Linked DNA regions of Homo sapiens: region 1 is linked to region 2. The links are chromatin contacts, found by Hi-C or POLR2A ChIA-PET in ENCODE. All regions are on one chromosome and are shown on one strand. Each heading gives the region's core, a stretch centred on a gene start or an enhancer-like site at or near the end of the contact. The rest is flanking DNA. Distances are from core to core; before and after follow the strand shown.

Evidence for each region. A loop is a pair of places that touch in the nucleus more often than their neighbours do. ChIA-PET counts read pairs that join two places held with the same protein, here RNA polymerase II (POLR2A). Pooled maps may share reads with other maps.
Region 1: a map of dorsolateral prefrontal cortex shows a loop between it and region 2 (2.7-fold over the local background). The contact joins the promoter of GPR37L1 here to the enhancer-like site in region 2. A Hi-C loop is called at or near these places in 4 of 168 maps with a recorded cell type or tissue (HepG2, dorsolateral prefrontal cortex and posterior cingulate gyrus) and 3 of 50 pooled maps. POLR2A ChIA-PET finds 5 or more read pairs at or near these places in 12 of 52 experiments (CD8-positive, alpha-beta T cell, Caco-2, GM12878 and 9 more).

The regions. Positions count from the first base shown.
Region 1 is chr1:202,121,609-202,124,308 of GRCh38, reverse strand. GPR37L1 (G protein-coupled receptor 37 like 1) reads right to left here and starts at 1,392. Exons shown (of 2, transcript NM_004767.5): 1 at 716-1,392. The coding sequence starts at 1,345. It overlaps LOC105371683 (a long non-coding RNA gene), which reads left to right. Exons shown (of 3, transcript XR_922422.3): 2 at 251-358; 3 at 576-722.
Region 2 is chr1:202,083,791-202,086,490 of GRCh38, reverse strand. No RefSeq gene overlaps it. Among named protein-coding and RNA genes, the nearest start is that of GPR37L1, 38 kb to the left of the region's middle. RefSeq lists enhancers at 311-1,070, 1,071-1,830. Within about 2 kb of position 1,255, at least 12 of the 41 ENCODE cell types and tissues checked have a DNase peak (open chromatin) inside an H3K27ac peak, as active enhancers do; they include PC-9 and dorsolateral prefrontal cortex, where a contact is called at or near this core.

The sequences.
Region 1 (2,700 bases), core at 143-2,642, 38 kb before region 2:
GCCCAGTGACGCCCAGTATGTCAGTGGCAGAGCTAAGACTAGAGCCCCCCATTAGTTCCAGTGCCCAGAACCAGGTATCCCTTTCAGAGAGGATCTAGGAAGTTGCTGATGGAAATGACAACGATAACAATGAGAATCCCAGCAGGGAGGGAAGAACGGAGCGGTCTTTTGCTTCTGGTGCTTGTATTCTCATGGAGTGGATGCTGACTTGATCCAGAGGGGTGTGAAGGAAATTGGGCTCTCCCTTCAGGCACTCCTTCAGGAGGCAGGAGACGGAGGAGCAGCGAAGGAAGCTGTGGGAGCAGGGCAGCGGCAGGGGGTACAGAGGAAAGAAGAGGAGTCACAACAAAGGACAGAGGTATCTTGGGTGGGACAGGGGAGAAGGGCTGAGGAAGGGAGAGGGCAGCTTAGGGTCTGGAGAAAGTGGCAAAGGCCTGCCTTGAGGTTGCTCCCGAAGCAGAAGATCAGGCTGGGGCTGGAACCCAGGGGCCCCACACACCCGCCTGTCCCCCTGGCCTGCCTACTTCTCTTGAGAGCAACCAGAAACCAATACCGTATTTGTCTCCTTCTCCAAGGTAAAGGAGGAGCAAGTCAGAGCTCCAAGACTCAGGTTTTGCACACCCACAAATTCCATTTCCAAAGACCTGATGGAGACTTTGAGTCCCTTCCCTGGATTGCAGCCTCCCAGCAGAGCTCAAACAGAACACACACTCACCTCCATGAAGGGCACGGCACGACAAGAAACGTCACCCAGTAGCCTCTGCTTGGTGATCTCGTTGAAGATGACAATAGGGAGGCAGAAAAAGAGGACCAGAAAATCCCAGAGGGCCAGGCTGGCAAGGATGGAGTTCCAGGCACTCTTCAGGTAGTAGCTGTGCCACACGATGCACATGACCGACAGGTTGCCCACAATGCCCACCGCAAACACCACCAGCGCCAGAAGCATGATGGCATAGGCACTGTAGGAGCTCTCGGTCACCGGATACAGGGGGTTCTGGATCTGTAGCCTCTGCCCTGGTGCTCCTGTCAGATTGCCCCTCAGTTCCTGCCCACTGTCTGGGGTGCCCCCATCCTTGCCGGGGTTAGGGCTGGTGGCCACCAAGGGCTTGGTTGGCTGCAGGCCAGCAGGGTGAATGGGCCGGGGGTACTCCGCCCACTCCTCAGGCACATACTGCTGCACGCCCTTGGCCTCCTCATCCTCGGTGCCCCTCTTGGATCGGCTCTGCTGCTCCTGGGTCTCGGCTCTGTGCCTGCCCAGGTGCAGGGGGGCACCCCCAGAGACCCTGCTTAGCCCCACAGCCAAAATCACAGCAAGAGAGACAGCCAGGGGCCACAGCCACCGCATGGCTGGATGAGCAGGAGACAGCCAGCCCAGGAAGAGCAGGTGAGTGCAGGGGGCCCAAGAGCTGGGCTCCAGAGAGGCAGCTGGCCGGCTGGATCCGCCTCCAGTCAGGCGTCTGGCATCACTCGCCTGCCCTCCCTCCCAGCCTCCGGCCACAGGCCGGGCAGGGCCCTCTGCTGGACACATAGCACTCTTTGCTGCCCTCACACATCTCGTCCTCCACGACGCCGCTTCTCAGGCCCTACAGCATGTCAGGCTGTGGGGCCCTAAGAGGGCATCTGCTTCAGGCCCCTGAAACTAGGGAGGAAATGTGGCCTGCCTAGGGTGACACAGGGAGGTGGGGCAGAATGGGAACTGGGGCGCAGGTCTCCTGATTCTAAGGCAGCTCCTCCATTCAAAACTCAGCAATAACCATCACTGTCACTTACTGAACACTTACTAGGTGCTAGCACTCAGCTGGTTTCTCAATTAACCCTTGATTAATCTCAGATCACAAATCTGAGGTTTGTAGAGGTCAGTCACTTGCCACATAGTTGATACAAGGCAGAGCAAGGCCCACAACCCAGATCTGACTCCAGAGATTTCTAATTTTTTTTTTTTTTTCGGTTGCCCAGGCTGGAGTGCAATGGCGCGGTCTTGGCTCACTGCAGCCTCCGCCTCCTGGGTTCAAGTGATTCTCCTGCCTCAGCCCCCTGAGTAACTGGGATTACAGTTACTGTAGTGCCCGCCACCATACCCGGCTAATTTTTGTATTTTTAGTAGAGACAGGGTTTCACCGTGTTGACCAGGCTGGTCTCAAACTCCTAACCTCAGGTGATCCGCCTGCCTCAGCCTCCCAAAGTGCTGGGAGCCACCGCACCCGGCCTAAAACACCATATTCTGAGCCAGACACAAGATGTGTGGACATTTGCAATAACACGTCTTTACTGACTACGTGTTGTGTTCCAGACACTCAGAATACAAAAATGTAAAGGATCTCTGCCACCAATGAGCTTTCAGTCCAGAGAAGGAAGTAAATGTGTAAGTTCAGCATGATAGATGCTATGAAAGGCAAAGGTCATGATGCTGAGGGAACCCAAGAAAATCTGGGGGGGATCTGGAAGGCCTCCCAAGCGAGGTGACATTTGAATGGATCCCGAGAAATGGCTGTGAGCTTGCCTGACAGACTACGGGAAGGGAGGGTGCTCTAGGCAGAAGACACAGCACACACAAAGGCTGGGTGATGTGGAAGTGGGTGATGTTCCCGCAAGAGAGCAAGTCTGTCGAGGGGACTAGAGTGCAAGGGAGGTGGGGAGAGAGCATGGGCACTTGGGACAAAGAGCTTGGAAATATCAGCAGAGGAGGAACTGGACTGTAAA
Region 2 (2,700 bases), core at 6-2,505:
AGGTGAGCAATAAACTGTGCTTTGTGATATCAGTAGATTGTACTAGTGATTTTGAGGAGCTGGCATTTAACACTTTCTACTTACCTTCCCCCTAAAATGAGCCATTCTGGTCTCCACAGGTGCAGCCCCAATAAGATCCCAAACCTGGCCTTCATCCTCCTAAACAGATGTGTTTCTGGAATTTCTCAGGGTCAAGCCAACTCCCTGCACTATGGCTGCCTCTGACTGGGAGGCCAGCCTAGGGCCCAGCCCACGCCTCCTGACATGTGGACAGAAGGAATGGGAGGCAGGGAAGGGGCTGGATTTAACTAACAAATGGATGAGGGGGGCAGAAGCCCTCACCAATCCAGACTTCTCTCCCAAGCAGGAAAGGGGAGCAAAGCAAAGTCCTCACGCTCTCCAACAGTCGGATTTGTTTTGCAAACTCTGAGGTCATCCTATGTTCAGGCCCCAGGGAAACTGTGAGGGCTGGGGGGAGGAGGAGGAGGCAGCTCCACAAGGGACACACACTGCTGCATCCAGACTCACTACCTCGTCCCCATCCCAACGTGCCCCTTCTTCATGCCTACTTCCAAATGCTCTCTAAGTTCTAACTCCCACTCTGCACAGCAAATCCTGCTCCCTACCCTGCTGCCTGTTTGATAGATGTGGAAACCTGCCAATGAGGAGCCAGCCCTTCCCCAAATGTAGGGGGGCACTAGATACCCCAACATCGGCCTCGACAAAGATAAAACTGCATGCATTTTGAGCATGAGGCTGGAGCAATTCAGAAAAAAGCCCCCTTTCACCCCTGTCTGAGGCCCCTGTGCCAGCAGCGGGACATCATTAATGCCCTTTGCCCATCATGGGCAAGCTCAATGGGAGCCAGGCAGCTGCCTCACCCAGCACTGCCCTGCCCCTACCCCCTTCCCTACCCGGGGTGGGGCTGTCCTTCCTCTCCCCGAGTGCCTCCTGGGGCTCGGGTCCCAGGGCTATACAAAGAGTCCTTTGTCTGTGCTGGAAACAATTGTTCTCCCCTTTATGGAAACATGGGCTGTGTCTCATAATCAAGCCTTCAGAGGCTGGATCAAAGTGCACTGCAGCTTGGGTGCTGGGGATTATGTAGTTGCCCTCGAAGCCACTGACAACCTGTCATCTGCTCCTAATCTTTACCTGTTCCAAACCCACTGAGAACACCATTTCTTCCATGGGCTGGGCCTGTGTGAGCCCTTGGAGAGGGAAGGGAGCTGGGGGGGACAGGAGGAGGACCGGGTGGGTCTCCCCCTCCTGGCACCCAGGGCTCAGGTTACAGCCCCTGACAACACAGCATTGGGTGTGAACGTGCAGGGAGGCACTACCTGGTGAGAAAGGGAGGTGCCTGATTTGGCCCAGGGCCACCCCCCATCTCCGGGATCTTCAGTCAAGGGGGGAACCACCCTTCAGACTCACAGGGGCCTCTTCTCCCTATTTGCTTTGGCGTGGAGTGAATCTCTGCCCAGAGACACATGGGACGGGGTCCCTGTTCTGCCCACAGCTCTCTAGCCCTCTGCCTGTCACCACCCAGCCCCTTCCCACCTCGCGATTCCTCCTCCTCCTCCACCTTGTGGCCCTCCCCACCGTCCCCTGCATCGCCCACACAGGAAAGACTGGCTGGCTCCACTCCCACGTGGGCCTTCCCTTCTCCATCAAGCCAACGTAACCAGGCCTGGAGGCTGAAAACATGCAGGCTCCAGACCACAAACTCCTCCTTTGCCTCCAAAAACATATCCACACACCTTTTCCAGAACGCAACAAAAACAAGTCCTAAATCACTCACCTGGAGATTAAAACCAAGTCTGTCCTCCAAGGTTGGAGCCTTTCTGGGCTAGTGCTACAATCGGTGCACAAAAATCACATTATTAGAACTGGACAAGCTCTTAGGGACAAATTTAGGGGCTTGTGAACCTGTTCCTCTCAGTCACACGCAAAGTTTTGTGCACCAACTCATTATTCTGGAGGTATCTATAGATTATGTTGGTATTTCTTTTTTTTTTTTTTTTTTTTTAGACGGGGTTTCGCTCCTGTCGCCCAGGCTGGAGTGCAATGGCACGATCTTGGCTCACCACAACCTCCGCCTCTCCGGTTCAAGTGATTCTCCTGCCTCAGCCTCCCAAGTAGCTGGGACTACAGGCATGCGCCACCACGCCCAGCTAATTTTTGTATTTTTAGTAGAGACGGGGTTTCACCATCTTGGCCACGCTGGCCTCGAATTCCTGACCTCATGATCCACCGGCCTTGGCCTCCCAAAGTGCTAGGATTACAAGCGTGAGCCACCACACCTGGCCTGATTCTGTTAGTATTTCAAACATAATTTAAGAATCGGCCTTGGCCAGGTGTGGTGGCTCACACCTGTAATCCCAGCATTCTGGGAGGCCAAGGCAGGCGGATCACCTGAGGCCAGAGTTCGAGACCAGCCTGGCCAACATGGTGAAACCCTTGTCTCTACTAAAAATACAAAAATTAGCCAGGCGTGGTAGCAGGCGCCTGTAATCCCAGCTACTCAGGAGGCTGAGGCAGGAGAATCACTTGAACCCGGGAGGCGGAGGTTGCAGTGAGCTGAGATCCTGCCACTGCACTCCAGCCTGGGGGACAAGAGGGAGACTTCGTCTCAAAAAAAAAAAAAAAAAAAAAAAAAAAAGAATCGGCCAGGTGCGGTGGCTCATGCCTGTAATTCCAGCACTT